Linked DNA regions of Mus musculus: all the other regions are linked to region 1. The links are chromatin loops, found by intact Hi-C in ENCODE. Cell type or tissue: heart. All regions are shown on one strand.

Region 1 (5,000 bases):
TAGACCAGAAAGCTCGCAACAGAAATTTATTCAGCCCTGAAGCTGAGAAGCCCAAGGTCAAGGGGCAGATCTGTTGTGAGCCTGGTCCTGCTCCTAGCATGGCAGAGGGCTTCATAACCTGAGAGAGAGCTGAATGTGGTTTTATAGCTAGTCTACACTGGCAACAACTGACCAGTTCCCAAGACAGTGGCATTAACCTATCCACAAGGATAGAACCCCCAAGACCTCATCACCCACTAAAAGGCTCTACATTTTAGCACACTTACACTGGGGATCAAGCTTCACTCACCTAATTTTTGGGTGTACATTCAAACTATAGCATAAAAGTATATTTATTAATACCATTAATAGACAGAAGACATAACAATGTGAAAGCAATCATTTTTATCTGTCCGTTATGCTAACTTTTTATTCAAGTATGTGAACGCTATCGCTGACTGATATTTTGAATGAGTTGTTCAACACCTCATCAAAAACTATAGGACTGTGAGGTGTGTGTGTGTGTGTGTGTGTGTGTGTGTGTGTGTGTGTATGTGTGTGTGTGTGTAGTCCTGCCATCCTGGAACTCACTTTGTAGACCAGGCTGGCCTCAAACTCACAGAGATGCCTGCCTCTGCCTCCCCAGTGCTGGGATTAAAGGTGTGTGCCACCACTGCCCAGCTGTGAGTGGTTTTTGTTGCCTGGTCATCTTCATGAAGTTGGATAGGGCAGCTAACTTGACCTCTTTATTTGAGAGTCCTGACTGAAGCCCTGGAGCCTTTTCGCTTGTTCTAGCTTGTCCTCCTAGAATGTTCTCTTGTTCTCTGACTCGGCTCTCAGAGCCACATAACTTCAGTTATATGAGTGGTGTAGGTAAGAGGCTGGAGTCAGACTATTCGGAACAAGGAATTGCCCTCTGTGGGCAATGCTGTTCTTCCGCTCTCAGGGGCCGTCCCCACAGTACTTGCCATACATGGTGTCTGTGGGTCTAAAAACTGGTCAACATCCACCATACAGTAAGCCTGGCTTCAAGGTATGTGGTGGCTCAGCTTTCTGTCATTAGCTGTAGGCTGTCCCCTCGTGGCCCTGGCTTCTGGGCCTTTCCGTCCAATCCCATTTTGGTAGGCGTATTTAATATTTATTGAAGTTCTCAGTTCTCGGCTTCTGGCAATGTTGGCAGCTGAGGGCTTGCTACAGGAACTGGCTCTGGATGAAGGGAAATGCCTTCCTCATGGCCACTTCAACTTGGAGCCACTATGAATAGCTTCCTGTAAGGTGAGGTGAGCTGAGGTCCAAGCTGTGAATGGACTGAGCTCCAATCCAAACCTGGATGAATAGAACCAAAACACCAGAGTCAGTCTGCTGTTTGCCCAGCTCATTGCTGTTGGTCTGCTGGAAGAAGAGAGGCCATTGTTTGAGGCCTGTAAGTTGGCTCAGTGGGGAGGGCCCTTGTCACCAAACCTGGTGATTCGAGTGATCACCAGGACCCACATGGTGGAAGGAGAGAAGCCCCCTGGGAGCTGTCTTTTGACCTCTACATGAATGCACACGTGCACACATGCTCACCAATAAAATAAAATGAAACATTTAAAAGGAAGAATGCTATTGTAGAGTGCTAAGAAGAAGCAGGAAGAGGAGATGTCATAAAATCCATATGATCAACCTCAAGTTGCAGAAAGTCGTCCTGTAGAATGGGGCTGAGGACCTACAAAAGCCAGAGAAGCAGCAATACTGCTAACACTATCCCAGGATTTTAACTCATTCTATCTTCATAATTTTCTGAGTTTGGTGCTTATATTTTATAGATGATAGATCTGAGGCACAGGAAACTTACTGCTTAGCTGGGTAGGGTGCCGACCTGGTCCTCGCTCTCAACCAGAATCCTAGAAGTTCCTCTCCTACTGCTTGAGCTGGTTATTCTGACCATCCGAGTTTCTAGAAAGAAATCCTTCCCTTTGGATGTAACAGCAATAGCCCTGCCTTGACAGGGTTCCCAACTGCACCCAGTCTTGCAGCTTAGCTACAGCAGAAGTTAGAGAGCAACTGGAGCTTCAAGAAAGAGTCCTGATTCAGGACTGGTGCTTAGAAACCCTTCCCTCATCGAAAGGATTGAAGAAGAATCAGTGTAGAGAAAAAGGCTAAAAGAGAGTAGTAGAAAGCTGAGCCAACGGTCAGGGGTCCCCTGCAGGTCTTGTTGGGCTTTGGTTTATGGGCCAAGGACCCATGGGCCAGCATGAATCAGGAGTCAGTCAGAGCCAATGACTCACTGCACACAAGGCCCAGGGGTTCAGGAACACATCACAAGATGCTGAGACATGTCTCAAATGCTTGCCAGCTGAGCCCATCTGGAACATGAGTCCTGAGCATGAAAGAGTAGGAGACAGAGGAGGAGCTAAATGTGCTGGTCAACGAGAGCTCACTAAGAAGTCACATCCAAGGCCAACATGAGGCAAAGGCTGTTCCTGGGACCAGCTCCACAGTGCTTAGAGCCAACTGGGGTGTTGCTGTCACAGCTGAATCCAGCTGCTTCCAGGGCAAGGAGGAGGGCACTCCCGTTTGCCCAGCCTCCCTCCAGCCCTGTCCTTGCAACTTACCCTTGTCAGGGCTGTCTGTTTTCTCAGGATGACCCATCCATTCCTAAGCGTAGGAGGCAAGAGAAAGAGACACCACCAAGCCTCCCTTGATGGTTCTTTGAGTCTCTCAAAGGAAGGAACTTATACACAAAGCCATGGAACTGTTCCTACTAAACTAAACAAAATTTTTACACTTGTCACTATTGAAATTTGGTTATAGAATTATTTGTTCCATGTCTGTCTTTCTCACTGTGAATTCCACAGCTTTGTGTGTGTGTGTGTGTGTGTGTGTGTGTGTGTGTGTGTGTCTCGGACAAGGGGGTGGTGTGGGGGTAGGGGTTGTTGTCTTGTTCACTGGAGCTTAGGAGAGTGCATGATACATAATTGGTACTCCATACCTGGGTGTTAGGAGACAAACCCTCCCTGAACCCCGAAGTCTAGTTCTTAAGGATTAGTCTGATGAAACCCCCTCCCCACCCACTTTTCAGGGACTGAACCTCAGATGTTCTGAGTCTTGCACCCCAACCCCTGACCCACCACTGAGGCCTTAACATTTGCAGAGCCAGCAATTGAAAATCCCCCTTGGAAAGTACCAGAGCTGGGGCCCCCGGTCACGTGCCCCCCCCCCGTCACGTGGGGGCCCAGGCCCCCCCCAGAAGCTTCCGGTATCAGGGGCCAACCTGGGAAGACAGGATCTCTAGGAATCACTCCGGGCTGCCCTACTCCCACGAAGAATTTGAGAAGTGAAGGGATTGTTCAGCCTTTGAAAGGAATTGTCAACAGCTAGGGAAAGCAACTGGGACTGAGGACCGCTCCTCTGCTAGGGAGGGCCCTGGCTCAGAGTCAAGTTGGCTCCCTTCCAGGTTTTTATTTCTGGTGTTTGGTGGTTAAATAAAAAAAGCCTATAAACTTAACTCCAGTTAGAAAAAAAAAATCAACTATTTCAAATATTGATCCCAGATAATCCCTTCAGACCTGGCAAGGAGACCACCCGCTGTGGGGGAGGGGGGAGCAGGTGGGGGAACTGGTGGAGGCTCTGCACACTGGGCTGAGAGATTTGGAAAACTCTTGTTTTCTCCTCTGAGTCTAGGAGCTAAGAGACTAAGAATCCGCAAGTCCATGGCTGCAAAGAGTGCCCCTCCCCCCTCTCGCCTCCCCCCTGCTCACGGCGGGACAGGAACATTCGATAATGTACCTTTGTCTATTGTCAGTAATAAGTAAATATAATTTAATGGCAATAAATTTAAAATTATATATATATATATATATATATATATAAAATCTGATCACTGAAAATGGCAAATTCTAAGTGGGGGAATTGGCAAGGTGTATATTTACACAGTTCACACAGGGAAAAATCGCCTAGTACACAAGAGCTGTTTACTTGACAGTTGCTAAAGAAATGGAATTGGAATAATGAGATATGCTTTCACGTATTACAGATTTTTTAAATGCCACTTGCCGGTTTTAACTGTAGGAAAACCAGAAAGTCAACTGGACAAAGACCACAACTGGTACTGGGTTCAGGGACCCATCAAGATGTTCTTATATGAAATTGTTTACCCACACATGCATAGGACATATAGCTTTCCTTTACAGCGGGCACAGTGGGCAGCACAGCCAAACTCTTCTTTGTAGGGGAAAAATCTGTCCTCTAGGTGTTGGGAACCTCGGAGAAATAAGACTGATTGATTGCATAAACTAATCAATGAAAGAATTGATGAATGGATGGATGAATGGATGAGTGGATGAATGGATGAATGAATGAATGAATGAATGAATGCACTAGTTAAGCAGTCTGTGGCAATATTTCTTAATGATTGTCCATTTGGTTTTTACTTCTTCTGGGAATCCAGAACTTGACTTGAATCAAGTTCCTGTCTTGAAAAGCAACCAAACAAAGTATCCTGAATCCAAAGGTGTTTTTTTTACTTAAATCCTACCATAACCTAGAGAATACCTCCAAGCCTGGCCCCTAAACCTGGGAAACAAAGAAACAAAAAACCACAATTGAACAAAGAAATGACTAAGAAAGACTTACCTGTGTTCCTGGGCTTCCCGATGTGCAAGAGGATATAAGTGATCAATTCTGCCAGACTTTCATAGTCTCTCTTCTCTACCCAATTCGCACAGCTCACAGAATAACCTAAACTTTTTCGTTTTCACTAACTCTCCCACCCACTGTTCTCACAACAACCCCATCCCCAAATTCACCTCCAACTCCTCCTTGTAAGTAGCCCCTGGTAGTTCTGCTCACCCTCTGATCTTGCTTCCTTATAGTCTAAGCCTGGTAATTTTCTGAGGTTCAGCAGTAAGTCTGTCAGGTGTGCTCTTGGAAGATGGAGCAGGATCAGGACAGAGTGCTCTAGAATCACAGCCCTGTCTTGGGTGGATTGCCACGGGAGTGGGGCGGGGAGCAAAAGGCAGCACCTGGCACTCCCTCGTGAG
Region 2 (5,000 bases), 61 kb after region 1:
CACCATGTTCAGTCGTACTGTCCGCCATGAACTGGCAGCTGGAGATGGTACCTGAATCTAGCTTTGTGTGGTTGAGTCAGAGTCCTTTACTCTTCACATGTAACCATATTGTCTGTAAAGGGAAGACCATTTCTCTCTTCCTAAGCTGCAACCTAAACTTTTGTCTTAGCATGTACCTGTTCCTCATAGCACAGCTCACATCTGGGACAGGGAGTTAGAAGTCAAAGAGCCTGAAACTGACTGGGGAATAAAAGATCATCATGAAACATTACCTAATTGTTTAGCAATGTTGTCATGTATTGTCCAGGACTGGCCTGGAACAGGAGTGCAGCCAGAGAGAGGAATATAAACAGATCTTGTTTGGGATGATGGCCGATCTTATTCCTCGTCTTTCTTAGTCTCTCTGATTCCTCTGACAGACAGGGACATTCAAGCAAAGCCCAGGACCACTGTGGTCCAGGCACGTGCATGCAGGGACAGCAGAGCCGCCAGTCAGAGCTAAGTACATACAAACTCCAGCAGGGAGTTAAAGTGCACCGCATGTTTTCTGCCTTTCAAGGCATGATTCCCTTTCCTGTTTTTGTTATTCTGAAACTAAAAACAGTTGGCCGGCGTGCCAGGCAGCAAAGGCAGCAGACACTCCAGGTCGCCACCACCCCTTACGCCATGCCAAGGGAAGGCAATCAAAATATCTGTGACCTTGGAAAATCACGGCAAGGCTTTGCACTCAGTACCAGCCTCATGCATCACTACTACATTTGATGGATTATTTGGACTGTTTCAAAGTCGAAGTAAATTAATAATAATAATAATATAAAAATCCCTAGGAACAAGGAAAAAGCATTTTAAATTAAGATGTGCTCCTGGCTTTGTCTGCTCCTCTGGGAGCTCACCTAAGTGACTGGACTTGTAGGGAACTGTTGGTTTTGCTCACTGCTGATCACATGGAAGGTGCTGTGAGCAAAAGGACAGAGATCACATGGAAGGTGCAGTGGGCAGAGGAATGCTGAACCAACACAACTCGACTCTCCTAAATTCCAAACATCTACAATCCATTTTAGCTGTTAACAAAGATGGTCAATTAACACACATTAAAAATTTGACTCTTACAAAAGAGATGCCAAGGAGATCTCTCTCTCTCTCTCTCTCTCTCTCTCTCACACACACACACACACACACACACCACACTTTGCTCCAATATTATGCCAAATCGGGTTGTTTTTTCCCCCTAATTATATCTGAGATGAGCTTGGTTTTACCAAACTTTCATCAACTTTTCAACATGAACCTTTGCCTTAGCCTGTCAGCCTGCAAGGCCCCTCACAGAAGCTTTGGGAAGCTATGTTAGAGGTAAGCTGGTTACCATGAAAGGATCATGTGTAGTGCATATACATGTGTGTGAGCAGGGTGCACATATGTGTTTGTGGAGGTGGGAAGTCAACATCAGGTGTTTTCTTGAATCTTTATCTGCTTCTCTCACTGAACCAGGAGCTCACCAAGCCAGCTAGGCTGAATGGACAGCAACTGAGCTCACAGGGTTCTTTTGTCTTCCACACTCCAGCCCTGGGATTACAGCTTGCAGGATAAAGTCATTTACTGAGTGAGTACCAACCCCCATCCCATCCCATCCCATCCCATCCCATCCCATCCCATCCCATCCCATGCCACCCTCACTCCCCACCCCCTCCATATACACACAGAGCCCAGAGTTACTTTTCTGTCAGAGTATTACTCCTGGAAGTTGGATGCAAGCCAGATTCACCCAACATCACATATTTATCTCAACAGGGAAGTCTACAGCATGGGCTGGGGTCAGCTTGGTTTTCCTTCCTCCCTATGCACCTGGTTCCAGACTGTGACACTGACCCCCTAAAGAATATGCAGACATGAAAATGTTCATTGCTTCATGTTTACTAAGACTAGAAAGTACACTAACTCATGTCAGAACTTTCATAATGAGGTAACTGGAGTTCAGAGAGCTTTAAGAACTTGTCCAAGGCCATAATTTTTAAGTAATAGAGCCAAGACTCAAACCCAAGTCCACAATGTTCCCTAGGGCCATGTTTTAGCCATGACATTGACTGTCCAGCAGAAGAAACCAAGTATAGGCTGCAGAGTGAAAACTAACAGAGAGCTTAGAAAGTTCAAAGAGGCAGAACCTTTGCAAAAATAACACACACAACCACAGTTTAAGTTATTGCTGTTTAACAAGACCAAGAAATGAGCAACCAACTTACAATAACTTTCAAGTTTCCCTTGACGTCAAAAGACTTGATCACCCAGTTGACAGATTTTTTGCACTTCAAGATCAGGACGAGGTTTTTGACCACCTCAGGATCCTCTCGAGCAGGTCGTATGTCAATTATTATATCCACCTGGAAGGTGCTGTGTGTGAAAACCAAAGGCAAAGTCAAGACCGGAGCCAGAAGGCTGCCACTGCTCCAAGCCTCGTGTTTCCAGTGTCTGGCCAGTTGATTAAAATGCTGGCGTGGATCCCAGGCAAATGACATGTGCAAAACAGATTGCTGTTGCACGCTGAACAAAACGGGTTTACATAACAATAGGATCGCAGGCCTGATGCTAATTAGCTGTGTTTCTCCTCTAGAGAGGGGGAGGGAGGAAGGCTCCTCAATGCTTCCTCAGTTAAAGGGATTTGAACACCAAGGGAGTTTCCTTCTGAAGCAGAATTGTCTGTGTTCAAGGTTCTGTGCCTTCGCCCTTTGTTGTGGAACTTCTAAGTCCCTATATGCTGAAGCCCTTCAAAGCCTGATGTGGGTGGCTGAGGCTGGAGGAGGGAAGGGGTAGGAGGCATGCTAGCACATGCTCCAGGAAATGTCAGAATAAATAAAAGGCCAAAGGCCTCTTGACTTACGTAAGTTTTGATTACGGCATCAGTAACAGTTAAATAATCATATCTGCACTTACTTTCCCAAGCTTCTGTATATAAAGTTATTTAAATTAGTGGTCAAGCAAGCAATTGATACAAAATTGATGAGCACAATACAAACTTCTAAGAACTGAGCATGAGAGAAAATGGTTTTTACTAAATGAACGCTTTACTAAACGTTCCGAATTTGAGGGAAGGGTCTGTCGTGGTTTCAAGTGTGAGACACAATGATCAGAAAGCCTGGCTGAAGGTCTGCGCACTCTCCAGGTCCCTCCACAGAGTTCTGTACATGGCATGGAACAGATTCTCACCCAAACGATCTGTGGTCTATTCAATTTTGAAATGAAAACTCTATTACACGTCTCATTTCAAAAATCTCTCTACAGAAAAACTGGTAAAGTTTGAGTCACTGGCCCATATGAAATACAGGTCAGGGTAGAAAATTATTATTTTTCCCCTCCTTAAAAACAACAACAAAATCTAATTATTTTCATAGGGAGAATCAAACTTCCACAAGTGTCAGATTGTGATATCTATTTAATGGATCCTTGATTCATACCATGAAGATGCAGTACACACGCACATAGACATAGACACAGACACACACAGACACATAGACACACAGACACACAGACACACGGTGCATACGTACTCTGAGGATATTATACATATAACCGAATCAAAAGAGGCATATTAAAATGGTAACTGTGGTAGATAATAAGGCTACTCTGTAACTCTAATTACATCACTGTTTCAACAGTGATGATGTCCGTCAAAGGAGATAGCAAAGGAGAACCATTATCTTAAAAATTAAACCCAGAAGTTAAGAAGGGGCTTCAAGAACTCTCTGGCATATATATCTTTACAACCAGGTGATAATGCAAACCACGTCACCATGCTGAGTGCCGTCCTCCTCTTCTGTGATCCACGCCTGCCTGAAGCATGGCTGCTTCCCTCTCTCCAAATAAAGTGAGCTGCTCCCCGCTCTCACCCTCATATCAGGGGAGAACAGATCTTTACTTTCATCTCTTCTCAGGTTATAACACACACATACGCACACACACATGTACATACATGCAGACATGGGTGCACTTGAGTGCACAGGCGTGCTCACCTGTAAGGATTGGAGTTGGGGGAGATTAACTCAATGATATGCACTTCCTTCTCGTGGGGCTGACTGGCCAGGACACAACCTTCGGCGGCTTTGGGTTGAAGGTACTCCGCAAGGTAATTGAGCGAGAGAAAATTTTTCCCTATGTTACACGTGGGAGGGAACACTTGATCTGAAAGTAAAGACAGGGCACTGGGGTCAAATCGGGGAGTTTATGGGACCAGGAGGGAAGGAAAGAGGTGGTAGTGTGACCGAGGCTAAGTCTGAACCAGAAGCCACGAGCCCAAAGGGTCCTCATCTGTGGCCTCGGCTACTGCTCAGCCATGCCTTCTACCTTGGCTACCAGGGGCCTTCTGCTGGCCAGTGCTAGTGGCTTCTTCTTTGCCTACACCCACTCCTTTCTTGCCCCTGTTCATCTCCTCTGACCCCTGCTGTGTCCTACTCTTTTTCACTAGAGTGGTCCTCTGTCTTTGATCCAGGACAGAACCACCTCTTAGGACTCTGTCCCTCAGAATCTGATTCAGGGGATCATGTGGGACACGGACATCTTTCCTTTCTGAGGCTCTGTAGTTAATGTCAGCCAAGCCCAAGACTCCCAGCCCTGAGCTGGGGAGTGTAGATCCGTTGGTAACATGTTTGCCTAGCGTGCAATATGCCCTGGGGTCCATATTCAGTATCGTGTAAAAGGTTCTGCAGCGTACACCTGTAATCTCAGCACTCAGGAGGTGGAAGCGAGGAAAATTAGAAATTTACAAGCATCCTTAGCTACATAGCAAGTCTGAGGGCAGCCTGGACTACAGACCTTATCTCAAAAAACAAAACAGCAACAAAGATATACAGCTATGAGAAAAAAAAATGACATCATGGCATATACAGGGAAATGTATGCAGCTGGAAACCTATGTTAGGCTAAATAATCAAGACTCAGAATCTCAATCCTCCCTTTGTCTATTTTCTATAGATAACCTCACTCACTCCTGTGCGCCTAGACCACAGCTCCTCC
Region 3 (5,000 bases), 80 kb after region 1:
CTTGGGGAAGGGGTCAACGAAACAATTGACAAACCCTCGGCTGAGTGGAATGCCACAGGGCCTATACCTCAGTTCCCAAGTCATTTACAACAGGCATTGTTAAAATGAGGCCTTTGCTTACCTGGTGTCCCAGTTTGCTCTGAAGTTCCATTCTGAGGCCCTAATCTTGGGATAGCCATTTGTGGCCCCATGCTAGACAAGGGAGTTACCAATGACAGCATTGTTTTGCCTTCAGGTCCGGCAGCGTAGCTTTCCCCAACAAGGCCCCCAGTTCAGTATTCGGGGGAGTGCTGTTGCACATACTCAGTCAATTTCCTGCCCCTTTATGTGTTATAACCACCATCCAGCAACAGTTGGTCCACACACTTGTCAACCTCCCTGTCTCATTTCCTCATCTAAAGTAATGATAAATGATACCTACGTGAAATTTATCTTTAAGAACTGCATCATACAGCCAAATAGTTTTATGATAATAATAGCAATGGCACCTACATAACAGACTTGTTACAGAGATTACAAACGGAGTAATGTATGTAAGTACTTTGAAGCATCCAGCCCCCGATACACACTCTTTCATTTTTATTAACTACACTCATGCATGCATGGCCTCCAAACACATCATGAGGGCTTCAAGACAGACCTTAACGTTCATCACCCACAGTTTGTTGCTCAGTGGAGCAGAAGCTGAGCCTTCTTATGCAAACGTCTAGAAAGGGATTTCTTCTGCCTGTGTTCACAGATCAAAGCAATGCCAACCTTTCTCAAAAGATAAAGATAAAGGGGCAAGAGATAGCAAGTGAGCTATCATTTCTGTGGGCTGTAGGTGGCAGGTGCATGAGCTCCGGCTTGGGCTATCACTCACAATCCAAAGGGTACCCTGCTGACCACGTCCACCACGGGATCACTCACAGTTCATAACCCTAACCCTAACCCTAACCCTAACCCTAACCCTGATCTGCACCAGGGACTCCAAACCACCCAGGAGTAATGGCAAAAGCAGAGATTAAGATACAGATTCTATCCCACGATAAGATGATTTCTAAGCCAGAAAACTAGATGACAAGGATCGGAGATGCAAAACCTACATTGTCTCAAGCAAAGTGGACAGTTTGTGTGTACCCAGAAAGGAGCTGAGCCATGCTGCAGCCATTCCCTGAAACGGGTTGTGAGGTAGCTTTGGGAGCTGTCCCACAACATCACCATCTGCACCCAGGCACAGCCTAAAAGTTTCACATCAGCATCCCAGAGCCTCCTGGGAGAGTTTTTCCTCTCCTCTCATTATATGAAAATAAAACATTCTGTAACTTCCCTTAACAAAACACTCATTTTTTCTTACCAAATAGCTCTCCGGAGGTTGTCCACTATGTTACCCACAGCCCCAGAGATTAACCTTTGACATCAATGCCGGTGCCTGGGAAGGGCAGATGCATTACGTCACCAGATTAGCTTTATTCCAGAGCTCTAAAGAACCTCCTTGGACTATGCAAGGAAAACCAATCTTCTGTTCAGTGTACTCAAGTTTGTTTAACCTCAATTTGTTGAATGAAAGCGAGGCCTTCACAGGGCTGGGGCCGTGCCTACACACAGACATGACACAACACACCAAGTAGAGCCAGGAAAAGTCCACACTGGGTGAGTCCTCCTGGACAGGATGTCTCGCTTAGGAAACTACAAGAGGGCAAACCAGGGCTCTGGGCCACTCATCTACGCTGCAGTCACCACCCTCCCCAACCTGTCAGGACAAAAGCTTCTACAAGCCCTCTCTGGACCAGGTTTACCAGCTGAAACTGGACTCTCTCCAACGTTCTAAGTGCCACAGTGACATTTAGGAGAGGCTCTCTTACCACAAAGGGGCAGAAACTCAATTCTAGGAAATATGGTAGTTGACTGACCCCAGCTCCTGAAAGGCTCAATCCCCATATAATTACATCTCTGAGGGACAAGCCACAAAACCAACAGATAAGCGGCCTCTTGAGAAGAAACGCATGGTACACAACCACTTGGAATCTCCTCGGGACACAGTGAGTCATTCGGCCAGAGATACTGAAAAGAACCACCACGAATCTGGAAGTGTTTATTTAATCTGCCTTCAAGAGAGAATTTATTTGGGGAAAGACTTCACTGAATGGTGCAGTCAGGTCCCTAGGACACAGGGGTGACACCTCTAGCCTGGTGGGAAGCTCCGTTTGTTTACAGTTCCCTAAGCCATCTGCCTACATGCTCCTCAGAGTCCACCTCCCGGAAGCTGCTACCTCGTCTGCACAGGCAAGAGGGCAAGTCTCATTTTCTCCAACTTCTGGGATCTAAACAACGGTACATTTTTACACTGAACCTCAACTCCCAATTTTCTAGCTAGCTCTGCGAGCGAGCGGTAGAAAGCTCTCTGAACGTAGGTGACTCACCCTTCCCTGTCAATCCCTGGGTCATTTTCCTCAAGCACTCGGGCAGAAAAAACGGATGCTGAATCGGTGAACAGTTCATACGAAGGACATCATAGAAGGTTTGCTAACTTTGTGGGCTCTCAAGTATGGGGCAGAGCTGCCAAAGGATGTTAGAAAGATTTTGTTTTTTAATGCAAAACCATAGAACCCAGGAGTTTTTTCAATTTGTTTATTTTTAAGTTCCCTCCTCCACATGCAAGCTTGACTGAGTTATTCCCAGAGCATTTTTGGACACACTAACCCTCGGTTACACATTGCTTGGCTTGGAAAGGTAACAGCTGCGCATGTGTCCTGTTAGGTGGCGCATGCGCCTTATTAGGCTGACTCCCCCCAGTGCGGCCCTGAGCTCACATCTGGGGCTGCTTAACAACTGATTGGAAATTTAGCCTTTTGATTTCCAGTTAAATACTAGGCACAGGAAAACAAATAGCACTTGTTTTCACCGAGTCTTGTCAGGCATCCAAAATGCAGTGCAAATCAGAGAACTGCCTGTGGTTTGGTGGCAGAGGTCCAAAATACTTGGCCTCCCCGCCCCCTCCAGTTTAAGGAAAAGGAGTAAGCCAGATTTTGGCAATAAGGATTTTTCAGTCACCCTTCCCCCTTCTTTGGACACGCAGAGCTGTTTTTTAAATATTCAGTGTGTTCCTGGTATTAATTTACATTTTTCATTAGGATTAAGTTTTGATTTGTTTTTAAGCCAAAGCCAAAGAATAAAGTTCGGTTTTCCTCACTTATTCCAACTGCCATGCCTTGGTATTTACTCAGATTTGCTGAGGAGGGCAGGGTTCATATTGCTATCTTCTGTTTCCAATTAAATTAGGATATAGTTATCTAGCAGCCGCATTATCAAAGCATAAGAGTTAAAAAAAAAAAAAAAAAAAAACTTGAGGGAACTCGGAAGATCAGCTTAATCCAAATAATCCAAAGTCTTTATCTGTGATGGGGGAACTGAGCCCGGGGTAGCACAACCATGCGCCCTGATGCACAACTCCTTAGTGCTGGAGCCAGAACTAGAACCCATGCTGGGGAGATTAAGCCAAAAACAAAAACCTGGGTTACCAGAAAAAAATACAGGACACCAAATTAAACTTGAACTGTAGCTAAAGAATGTATGGATTTTGTTAGTGTAATTATGTCTAAAATATTGCACAGGCATACTTAAGCAAATTTATTTATCTGAAACTCAACTTGAACTAGAAACCTGCATTTTTATATGTCAAACCCTGGTCACTGTGCTGTGAGACCAACATCTGCCCTGTCCTATCCCCATCTGGCTGCCAAAGATATCCACATTTCTTTCCTGATTTAATGATAAAATGGCTGGGAAAAAAGAAATCACAGGACAGAAACCCATAGAGTATAACACTGGAAGCAGCCGCTTCTTCCCGGAGACTTTCCTAGTCTTAGGCATCCTCATTTCCCCGCTTTAAGTAGACTACAAAACAGCTAACTCTCAAATGGATAGGCCAGACCAGACACTTTATGCTGTTAAGAATCAGTCACTAGGGCCTGTCTGTCTGTACCTGTCTGTCTCTCTCTTTCTCATTTAAATTTATTATTGTTGTTGTTATTTTATTATTTTACTTTTAAAGACAAGATCTCACTATGAGGCAGCCTGGCCAGGAATTCTGGATCTTTTTACTTCTGCCTCCAAAGTGCTGGGATTTCAGGAACATATCACAACATGAGGCTGCCAGGCTCTCATCTTGAAAATTTCTTATGTAGATTATGAGCTTGAAGGGGGAAAAGAACTTGGGTTTGGCATACAAAGCAAGGCTTGAAATGACCCTAACATTAATAATTATGTTTTATATATATGTATATATGTATGCATGTGTGTGTATAATATGTATGTATCATATATAATATTTATATATAATATAAAAGTGAGGTTTTAAATGACCCTACTAATAGTAATTATAATGATATGTAGAATATTTATAAGTGACATTTAATAGCACAATAATCACTTACAACAACAGAATAATAATCATTAGTAGGGCAAGACACATGTATGAAAGTCAGAGGACAACTCTGTGGCCTTAGCTCTTGCCACTCACCTTCTGTGAGTTTTAGGGATCAAATTCCGTGCAGATCCTTGTACATCAGGTGTCTTTAACCCCCTGAGCCACCTTGTTGCCCACAAGATGAAAACAAACAAAAAAACCCCACCACAGTTAGGGACAAGGAGTAAAGTAAAAATATGCTAGATTTTAGGAAATCTAGTTTGGAGCGGAGACTGTAGTTTATTTAGCACCTGAGTCCATGCTCAGGGTACACGAGGTCCTGGCTCAGCTCCCAGCACTGCCTGAGTCCTGTTCACTGAGTGACACTGTCAGTCCAGATGTGCTCGGAACCCAGGGCTGTGCATACACCAAATCACCCCTCTACCACAGAGCAACACCCCCAGCTCTTGCACTGATCCCAGCAAAGAAGACTGCAGCAGATTTGTTTCCTAGCAGTTTTAGGGATGACGTACCAGCGATATAGGCTTTAAGTAATATACCAGAGTTATCACATTTTTTTCAGTTCAATGCTTTTAATATATTATCAGCATGT
Region 4 (5,000 bases), 70 kb before region 1:
AACTCAGCTCCTGCTCGGGAGGCATCGAGTGTCAATTGAGGGGAGGGTGAGGAGGAGGGTGTTCCTGCAGCAGGGGGATGAGGGAGATGAGTGGAGCACCAGACCATGGCCTGAGAAAGGCGTGCTCTGAACCCTGTCATAGCAGCTGCTGACATTCAAGTGCTTGCTATGGACTCACCATACCCGAGACCTGAGCAACCCCGTTTCTTATGCAGCAGCTGTCTTGACCCATTTCCAAGTTTCAGCCTGAGGGGCTTTTACCTCTCCCCCTAACCTGAAATGATCTGAGACTAAGGAGGAAGCTAAGGAGGGTAAAAGGATGCGGAAGCCAATGAGTTTACAGAGCCCCAGATTTCTTATCTTACAGGGCTTCCGGGGGAATTGGCTTCCTTTCCCAGGCCGGCTCTCCATTAAAGGGGCCCCCTTCCTTTGTGTGCACTGAGATAAGCACATGTACAAAGAGAACCGACCTCTCTTCTTAGATATTTCTTTCTCTTCATCCTGCCCCACCTTCCCCACCAAGGTCCTGGGACTAACACTAACATAGTCAGAATTAATACTACTTATCTTAATAAAAACTTACTATAAACACGAATGGAGGAACACACAGTACAACAATGTAATTGGCTTGATTTTTAATCACCAAATATATCAAGGTCATGAAAGTCAAAGCAGGAGAAATGTTTTAAAATGACAGACACTGAAGGATGTGACCCTGTGGGATGTGTGGTGTCCTTTGCCTTCAGAACCAAGTGCAGGATTAGCAGTAGCATTATGCCCGTGCTAATCTCAAGGATTTAATAACTGAGGCATGACTATGAGGTAAAGAGTATGGCAAGCTTTCTTTAATGCAGTAATTAAGAGGAAGAAAGTATTCTGTATCTAGCAAGGCCATTTTCATGAATCAAACCCAAATCCATGATTTTGAAAATAGCTACAAGTGTCTTATTTTTGAGGAGAGAGAGAGAGAGAGAGAACTCAAGGATAAATCTTAACATACAATTATGCCTTTTTCCAAAAAAAAAAAAATACCAGCATTTTTTTTACAATCTAATGATCTAATCTCATTCAAAGAGTTTTAGTGGTTTTTGTTGTTAATTGAGGAACCGGGAGAATAAACTATTGTACCCACACATGCTAAGAAGGACTAGGAAACATCTGTGCATCAATATGAAGCAAGCCCTATGATATAATCCAAAAGAACCGATAGTAAGACACTCGTGCATGCATGCACACAGGAAGGGAGCAGTGTCTGTTGTGTAATTTTTTAAAACTGAAACCCAGAAATATCAACTACACAATTAAAGATGATTAGCTATAAGAGAAGAAAACGGGTTCTTGAGATAAGAATGGAGTTAGACTCCTTTATAACTGCATTTGTCAATTTGACTTTAGAATCAGTAAAGTTTCATGTAATCACCAAAAACTTACTTTAAAAATATTTTATTAAGGGAGTTTCAGAGAGGACTGAGATGTTAGGACCAAAGTGCTGCTTTTCTAGAGGCTCTGAGTTCTGTTCTCAATAACTGGTCTTCATCTTGTTCTTTGTCTCTGTCTCTCTGTCTCTCTGTCTCTGTCTCTCTCTCTCACACACACATAGAATCTTTAATTTTGAACTTTTTTCGTTTTAATTTTTTACTGGTTATTTTATTTATTTACATTTCAAATGTTATCCCTCTTCCCGGTTTCCCCTCTGCAATCCCCCTATCCCATCTCCCTCCCCACTGCTTCTATGAGGGCGTTTCCCCACCCACCTACCCCTCCCACCTCAGCACCCTAGCATTCCCCTATGCTGGGCATCGAGCCTTCACTGGACCAAGGGCCTCCCCTCCCATTGATGCCAGATAATTCTCTGCTATATATGCAGCTGGAGCCATGGGTCCCTCCATGTGTATTCTTTGGTTGGTGGTTTAGTCCCTGGGAACTCTGGGGTGGGGGTTCTGGTTGGTTGATATTGTTCTTTATATGGAGTTGCAAACCCCTTCAGCTCCTTCAGTTCTTCCCCTAATTCCTCTTTTGGGGCCCCCATGCTCAGTCTAATGGTTGACTGCAAGCATCCTTGTCTGTAAAATGAATCTTTAAAAACATTTTATTTTGTACTTGTGTATCTGTGCCCAAGCATGTGGGTACCAACAGAGGCCAGAAGAGGGCGCTGAGGCCCATGGAGTTGGAGTTACAGCAGCTGTGAGCTGCCAGATATTGAGTTCTGGGAATCAAATTCTGACAGAGCAGCAAGTACTCCTAATCGCTGAGCCATCTCTAGTCCCTCCCACCTATTTACATTTTTAAAAAGCATAATAAAAAATAAACCCAAGCAGTTGAGCCTACATCTGATTAACATAACATAACTGAGAGGAGCTATTCTAGGGTACTGCAACCGCCTGCATCTGTCGACAAGGCCGGCAGGAACAAGACTTGGTGTCCTGGTCCAGGCCTATGACTCCAGCTACGGGGGAGGCTGAGTCAGGAGGGGATGGCAAGTTCAAGTGCTGCCTGGAAAACTTAGTGAGATCCTATTTCCAAATAGGAAGTGGCCATTGGTAGAACTCTCCGCATGTGCAAGACCCTGGGTTCAACCCCAGGTGCAAGAGGAGAAACTTACAAAAACCACCTCGCATGAGTTCTATTGTTAGATTGTGCAAAAGCTGGTACTTTGTTCTGCAAGAAGCGTGCACATGGGTGTTTAGAACAATTGTCCAGGGGCTGGTGAGATGGCTCAGTGGGTAAGAGCACCCGACTGCTCTTCCGAAGGTCTGAAGTTCAAATCCCAGCAACCACATGGTGGCTCACAACCATCTGTAACAAGATCTGACACCCTCTTCTGGAGTGTCTGAAGACAGCTACAGTGTACTTACATATAATAAATAAATAAATCTTTAAAAAAAAAAAAGAACAATTGTCCAATTATGTGAAGATGTATTGCATCCGGTGTCTTTGAACACGATCTTCTCCGTTACAAGAGAGAGGAGACAGGATTGGAACTGTTCATCGGTGTGAACTCACGCTTTATGGCGAGAACTAAATACGCTTCCAGCTCAGCCTACAGAAAAGACCGGGGCCCATGATGACTTCTAGAACAACTTCCTCTAACAGAAATAAGAAACTCCAGAGAAACACAGTACCACACTTAGAGCAGGGAGCATACAAGATGTCCCTGAAACTTGCATTTTGTCACACTAGATTATAAGACCAGGGTCAAAGTCAGCTAGAACTGTGTTGAAGGACTGTACAGATTCTCACTGGCCAAGGAGAACCAATCTGTCAATATAGACATCCACTGTGACAGAGTTAAAAAAAAAAGTTTACATCTTGAATTTGAGACAACTCTAAAAAGAAAACTATTTGTCATTTTATAGGAATATGATTTTCTAAATTATGCTACTAATTAGTAAAAAAAAAAAAGCAAAACAAACAAACAAAACCTCCAGTGTTTATTCTACCTCTCCTAGAAGAACCATTGCAGAGGGTGACCAAGATGACACATTTCCCTTCTCTTCTTCTAAGGATTACAGCTCAAAATCAAGAAGTAAAAATCCAGTTAGAAAATTATCATGATTTTTTTCACCTTTTAATGAGTCAGTATATCTAGGACATGTGATCCTTGATAGTTGCTAGTGTTGCAAAAGAGAGAGGCCAGGTGTTGCATGCTGATGGAGGAACAGGTCAGCACGTTGCAGCAGGATTTCCAGAAATCATAAGAGCAGAGGCATACACCAAGATCCAACTAGCCCGGGGCTGGGAAGATGTTAGGAGCACCGAGTGCTGCTCCAGAGGACCCACGTGGCAGTTTGCAAAAGCCTGCGCCTTGGATTCCAGGCAGCAGCATAACCTTCTCTGGCATGCACATGGTACACAGACATACATATATGCAAAACACTCACATACAATTTAAAAAATGTCTTTTTTTCAAAAAGATCCAGCTGGCAATTTATAGAAAAGTAGAAGATAAAGAACACTAAAATGATACCAAAGGAGGGACAGAGGTACAGAAAATAGGAACAAATAAGGAGATTTTGTTTTGTTTTGTTTTTGGATCACAACATTTAATTGATTTAAAGTTTGAACTAAGATTTTATGATACTAAAGGCTTGTAATTAGTCTTTAGATATAATAATAACATCATACCTATGTTTTAAGGGGAGACTTCTTTTAGAGTCTCATATAAAGCTGCTGACGAGGAATTTGTATGGCTGATGGGACAGGGAACAACTGGGCGGATATAAAGTAGTAACAGCCGTGAGTCCCTAACTGGAGCCGGAGCCACCGTTTTCTGGAGTTTGAAACCTTCCTTGTGCATTCATTCTTTCCCTTTCCAAGTTCTAGTAACTTTCCATAATACAAAGTTTGAAAATAGCACCTACTAAGTACTAGGCCCTAGACTGATATTGACCTCAGCCATGAATTTGCATCATAGAAAAACTCAGTCAAAACCTTTCCCTCATGGCTGAGTCGTGTGGGAAGGGAGAAAAATGCAGTGGCGACGCCCTTAACTCTCTGGATTTGAGATGAATGCGCAGTTTCTATTGCCAGACTGGAAATTGAGAGCAGAAGGCAGCCCTGTCTAGAGACATACATGGTCGAAGGCTGGAATCATTACTCAGGGGCCAGCTGCACAATACACTCTCCACCCAGGAACACATGCAGATACCCACCAGACTGAAACAGGGCCACATGTGGGTTTTGACAAAGAGGAGTCAGACAGAAGATCCACAGACTTGCCTGGTTTCTCTTCGTGGCCTCTGGGTCTTCCATGGAAATGTGAACTTTCCTTTGACACTCTCTGGACCTTAACAACGGTCTCATAGAGACTGGACAGTGCCCTTGGCTGCGTGGAGGGCAGGGGTCTCAGTGCTCTCTGCATTGCTACCCTTCACACCACAATCTCCTCTTATGCTTGCCATCTGCCCTATTTGCACTTTGGCTTCTTGGAGCTTGGGGCAGAGACATAAATTCAGCTGGTTACTGCTCTACTTGATGCGGTGACCTTTATCCTACATGTC
Region 5 (5,000 bases), 200 kb after region 1:
GAGGGGGGGGGAACCCTGTGATTTGTATTTAAATATTTACCTAGTCACTACAGGTTCTAGACACACATTTAACATTCAGGCCCGGAACTCAAGATCATCCCACTTTTAACCAGTTGGAATTAATCGTAAAGCAACTTAGTTACTGTACTAGATAAAGCTACAATAATTTCCATTTCTGAAATATATGCTACACACAGTACAAACAGGTCTAGATGTCAGCAGGACATCAATAATATGCTGTGCGCCCCCTGCTGGCTAGTGTTTAAAATAACAATGAATTTCTCAAGGCATAGGCCTTTGAAGTGCTGGGGTTCAAAACTCAGTTGATGACTTTATTGTTTTTTAATGTACATATCTTAATCAACAGTTAAGCAAAGGTGGTGTGGGGTGGCCAGATTCCATCACAATAGGGGACGTTTAAAGCTGACAACAATGTCAAGAGAAAAAAGTATGCCTAAGCCTTGAAATGCTAAACAATGCAGAATTAAAGCCAAAAGCAGAGAACATCAAGAAACAGAGCAACATCCTCTTGCTGAGACAATGGCATGAAATCAAGTCGTCTTTAATAGCCCTTCAGGGGGTAAGAATTATTTCCCTGCCTCCTGTGCCAGCCTCAAGCTGTTTCCTAAGGAAGCCAAGCGGCCTTGATCAACAATGTCTGGTGGATTAATAAAAGTAATGAAGAATAAAGATTGAAATTAACACGAGTCAGAGTTCTATTTATAATTATTTGGACCCAGACTCAGAGAAGCTGGATTCTGGCTCCTGCAAAGTACATACGTATATGATCCTCTAAATTAATCACAGATAATTTGTATCTGTGTTTCAAAAGATGTATTCAACTCAGACAGGAAGCTGGGTGAGAACAGAGGGCCAAGGACTTAGGGCCCATGGATCTTACCACACTTTCCGCCATGACTGACCGAGGCAGCTCTTGGGTTAAAAGTAACAGAAAGCTCTATGTGACCTTGGACAAGTAACTTTGCCTCTAGCTGCTGGAGTCTAGCATATATGATCTGTAAAATGGGTCCACTAAAATCACTTTGAACCAGAGTTGACGTAGTCTTTAAGCCCTGACAGGAACTAGCTGGAGTTGCTGGAGATACTGACATACAGGGAGGGATCAATATATTCCCGTTTTAGTACCCCAAAAGGACCTGCTGAGCTCTCCCTAAAATTACCCGCTACAATCTAAAGGGCCATTCCCTGGATATTAAAGGATCCCGATATGGGTTTTTTTGCGTGTTGGTACCCTCCCAAACCGCTCACTTCTTCGAAGAAAGAAGAAATTTTAAATTGGCTGGTTCTTTATCTCAGTCTGACACTCACGGGATGCCTATCCTCGCGGCTCTCCTGTCACAGCAGGGCGCAGCACGAGGCGCTAACACCTGTGCTGCGCTCCGCACGGTCCCAGTCAGAAACATCTGTGCACTCCTCCAAACCGCACAGCCACCTTGGGGGACCGTGTCCTCCCAGTTCACGGTTAGCGAGTAGGGCAACTGTTTGCACCAACACCTAAGCCGTGATACTTGCGGCTTGTCACTCCAGCTGTCTGCACTCCTATCCGGTGCGGGAAGGTGGGACAAATGCCCCAATAAGCCCAACTCTACAAGCGGATTCCTCTAGCAACATCCAAGAGTTTCAAGTTTGTCCCAACCAAGTTCACAAATCGTAGGGAGCCTCTACCATCAGCGGGAGCGCCACAAGGTTAACCCGGGAGCGTCCTTCACAGCGTTTTCGGGACTGACTCCCCGAGCCAGGGCGCGGCCAGCGGGGACCCAGGACTGGCGTTGGCGCGCGAGTCCCGCGGCCGCGGCCTCTGCTACCCATCATGGTCGAGTGCCCACCCACGCTGTCACGCGCCAGGAGCGCAGTGGCCTGCAGCCCCGCACGGGACTAGGAAACCGTGGAGAGGAAGAGCGAAAGCGGGTGTGGGGAACTCCTCCCCGGCGCTGCCCACCCGGGACCGCAGCGGATCCCGGTTCCGCTCAGCGTCAACCCTGCGGGACCAAAGCCAGGTCCCAGCCTCGGGGTCCTGGATGGCCAGAGCAACCCCGCAAAGCAGGCACCGACCCGCACTACGCAGCGTGCACAGCCTCTGATAGGGCGCCAAACCGCACGTACCTCGCAAGCGGTGTGTCCAGGACCGGTCGTCCAACGCGAGGTGGGGGAGTAGCCCAGACGAGTCCCCGCGCCCAGCGCGCGCAGGCGGCCGCGAGCTCAGCAGCCGCAGTTCAACTGCGCCATCCGGACCCCGCCGGGGACTTTCACCTCCTGCCGGGAGCTCGCGGAATCGCGCAGCGAAAGTGGCCTGGAAGGACAGCAGCCCGCTTCTCCCTCTCCACCTCTCTCTCTCTCTCACTGCCAGGGAGGAGGAAAGTGGCGCTCGGCGTCCCCGAAAGCCTGGATCACCCCCATCAGGCCCGTGCGGCGCCCTAACTCGGCCGCGCACACGCGCGGGCGGGGTCGGGCGCGCAGCCACAGCAATCAGCGAAAGGGGGGAAGGGCACCGCGGGCCTCGGGGGCTCGGCCGCCTAGAAACTCCTCCTCCTGCCCCTCCTCTCCTCCTCCTCCACTGCTGATGGATGAGCCTAGAGAGCTTGCTCCAGCCTGTGCTTCCCTTCGGGCAGAGAAGGCTGGAGCTGTAAGGATAGAAAGGAAGTCGGGTGTGTGTGTGTGTGGGGGGGGGGGGGGGGGGTTCGGCCCGAGATGGGATGACAGCTGGGCATCCCCGGCCTGGAAGAAGTGTGGAGTACCCGGGATGTGGCGCGCACTGCGAAGACTCGCTGCCTTTCCCTAGATCCTTCAAACTACCAGGGCCTTAGGAGAAGATAGTTTTATTGGATTCCTGGTTGTTGATATAAAAATTCCTTTAAAAAAAATCTCAGAGAAACCCATTCCCACATCGAAGCCCCATGCACACATTCATTCTGCCCCAGTTTGGTTTTTCTCCAGTTTCGGTTATCTAAAGATATGCTCTTGTGGTGTGGTCAGGGTCTCTTACTTTCTACAGCCTAGCTCAAAGTGCCTTCTCCAGCTGCTGAATTAAAGTGCCTTCTCCAGCTGCTGAATTCCATTCCTACGGTTTCCCCGCGGCCCTCTGAACACAGGATAGGCGAGCACACAGGGTCCTGCCTGCATGAATGTGCTTTGCAAGAGTTGAATGCAGCTACTTCAGTCACCAACACAAATCTGGCACTGTTTACGCTTCACTTTCTATTAAAAGGTGAATTGCCCATTGGGGCTATAGCTCGGTAGTAATGTATTTGCCCAGCATACACAGAGCCCTGAGTTTGAGCCCCAGCACCACATACAACCAAGTACGGCAGAAGAATCACAAGTTCAGAACCAGCCTTGGCCAGAGTAGAGGTCAGAAGACAACTTTCTCCCTTTCCTCAAGTAGGGCCCAAGAATCCATCTTTGGTGCATTTCTTCAGGGTTGGCAGCAAGCACCTTTATCCATGGAATTCTGTCACCAGTTACTTCACGGGAAACTCTACAGGTGCCACAACAGATGGAGTGACTGAAGTGTCTGGTTCAAAGACAAGTTTCCAGTCTTGACAGCTGCTGGATCGTCAGGGAACCTTTGCACAAATGAGTAGCCCAGCTAGACTTTTGTAATTTTAAGTTTTTAAAGCCTATTTTTAATGATGTTTCTTAAACACTTTAACCTCCCTTCTTGCCCACCACCCTCCAGAGAAGTAGGAAAAACCAAAGGATATGGGGAAGTAGACCTGTTTAGAAAGGTTCTTTGGAGCAACTCCCATCTGTGTTGTCTGGAAATCTGTAGTTCAGTTCACAGGTTTGAAGAGACAGTTGGATCCACTCGCAAACACTTCACAGATATATGAAGTTCAGTAGAGTCAGGATAGTCAACACAAATCAACAGCGGTGGCACTACGTAGCAGAAACAGCCAGGCCTCAGCCTCAGCAGCAGCAGGGACCAACAGGAATGTCAGGAGAAGCTCTCAGCTATGCCCCTCTGAGAAGCGAAGATCAGCAAAGATTCCAAACCGACCAGCATTACACCGCTAGCTCTATAAACAATCCTAGCTATACTCTGTTACTGTCCATGGAGTTTTACTTATACCCTTCAAACGCCTTATGTCCTCTGCGGGTCTTGCCTCCCCACAGGTCTTGCCTCAGCACGTGAGTCTGTCTCAGCTGACATCACTCTGTCAATCAGCCCGAGTCCATGGAAGCCACAAGAAACTGTGTCACGCCACCTAAGTTTCTTGGTGTGTTTCTCTCTTTGAAGTCCTGACAAATGGAGCTCAACTATGCAATGGAAGGCGGACCAATATATGTGTCTGTCACTAGCAAAGAATCTTTTATCACATGTCCTTTCACGTGCTTGCTTTAGCAGAACATCCTCTCACTTGTGTCTGCTTCAGTGGAATGTTCCTTTCACTGCCTTAAACGTACACCTGTGTCTGCTTCAGGAAAACACTCCTTCACATGTTTGCCCCAGCAAAACACCACCTAACACAACTGACTTTCGAAAGAACCCTTAAGCTTCCACTTCAGCCTTCCTCTAAAAGTGCTAGGCTTCTAACGAGGAGAATTGAGTGGTAGGGTTTTAGGGTTTTGTTGTTGATGTTGTTTTGTTTTGGGTTAGTTTTCCTTTGAATAGGTCTCAAGTAATTCAGGGTCTCCAACTCATTAAGTAGTGAAGCCTGCCCTTGAACTCTCATTTCTCCTGCTTCTGCCTCATACTTCCCAAGTTCAAGGTCACAGGCATGGGCCAGCCAGCACACCCCATGGAGGAGGCTTCCAGTGTCAGCATGTGGGTTTCAACCCCTTTGGGGTCACCTAAGACCATTGGAAGACACTTTGGTGGGTGGATTTTGGGTTTTTGACATTGCAATGGCAAAGATTACCCTAGGATAAGATACTAAACAAAAAAAAGTAAGAGCAGACAAATGGGATTGATTATATAAAACTTGTGCTCAGCAATGATAACAAATAACAAAAGGGAGCAACAAGCCAGAGATCGGGAG

The links. A loop is a pair of places that touch in the nucleus more often than their neighbours do. Peaks named below come from ENCODE experiments on the same cell type or tissue, not always from the same donor. Only the 100,000 strongest peaks of a DNase experiment are listed, where the experiment ranks them.
Region 2: a loop joins it to region 1, with 2.1 times the contacts of the local background. A loop is called at or near these places in 2 of 42 quality-filtered maps.
Region 3: it touches region 1 in a loop (2.0-fold over the local background); 2 of 42 quality-filtered maps call a loop at or near these places.
Region 4: it touches region 1 in a loop (1.8-fold over the local background); 4 of 42 quality-filtered maps call a loop at or near these places.
Region 5: a loop joins it to region 1, with 6 times the contacts of the local background. A loop is called at or near these places in 5 of 42 quality-filtered maps.

What each region holds. Positions count from the first base shown.
Region 1 is chr5:107,085,115-107,090,114 of GRCm38, forward strand. It overlaps Gm42146 (a long non-coding RNA gene), which reads right to left. Exons shown (of 5, transcript XR_880522.2): 5 at 608-1,305. Among named protein-coding and RNA genes, the nearest start is that of Gm42146, 6.9 kb to the right of the region's middle. In heart, no CTCF peak of the experiment used is centred here; DNase peaks (open chromatin) are centred at 2,277 and 3,307; H3K4me3 peaks cover 221 bases; H3K27ac peaks cover 2,763 bases.
Region 2 is chr5:107,145,789-107,150,788 of GRCm38, forward strand. Tgfbr3 (transforming growth factor, beta receptor III) reads right to left here. Exons shown (of 17, transcript NM_011578.4): 6 at 4,002-4,170; 7 at 2,238-2,385. Among named protein-coding and RNA genes, the nearest start is that of Gm42146, 54 kb to the left of the region's middle. In heart, no CTCF peak of the experiment used is centred here; DNase peaks (open chromatin) are centred at 523 and 2,503.
Region 3 is chr5:107,165,235-107,170,234 of GRCm38, forward strand. All of the region lies in intron 4 of Tgfbr3 (transforming growth factor, beta receptor III), which reads right to left. Among named protein-coding and RNA genes, the nearest start is that of Gm42146, 73 kb to the left of the region's middle. In heart, no CTCF peak of the experiment used is centred here; DNase peaks (open chromatin) are centred at 1,597 and 2,887; H3K27ac peaks cover 1,252 bases.
Region 4 is chr5:107,015,570-107,020,569 of GRCm38, forward strand. No RefSeq gene overlaps it. Among named protein-coding and RNA genes, the nearest start is that of Gm33371, 28 kb to the right of the region's middle. In heart, a CTCF peak has its summit at 2,140 (motif pointing right); a DNase peak (open chromatin) is centred at 122; H3K4me3 peaks cover 391 bases; H3K27ac peaks cover 1,512 bases.
Region 5 is chr5:107,287,131-107,292,130 of GRCm38, forward strand. Tgfbr3 (transforming growth factor, beta receptor III) reads right to left here and starts at 2,499. Exons shown (of 17, transcript NM_011578.4): 1 at 2,125-2,499. In heart, CTCF peaks have their summits at 258 (motif pointing left) and 2,285; DNase peaks (open chromatin) are centred at 611, 1,511 and 2,381; H3K4me3 peaks cover 2,993 bases; H3K27ac peaks cover 2,149 bases; H3K27me3 peaks cover 760 bases.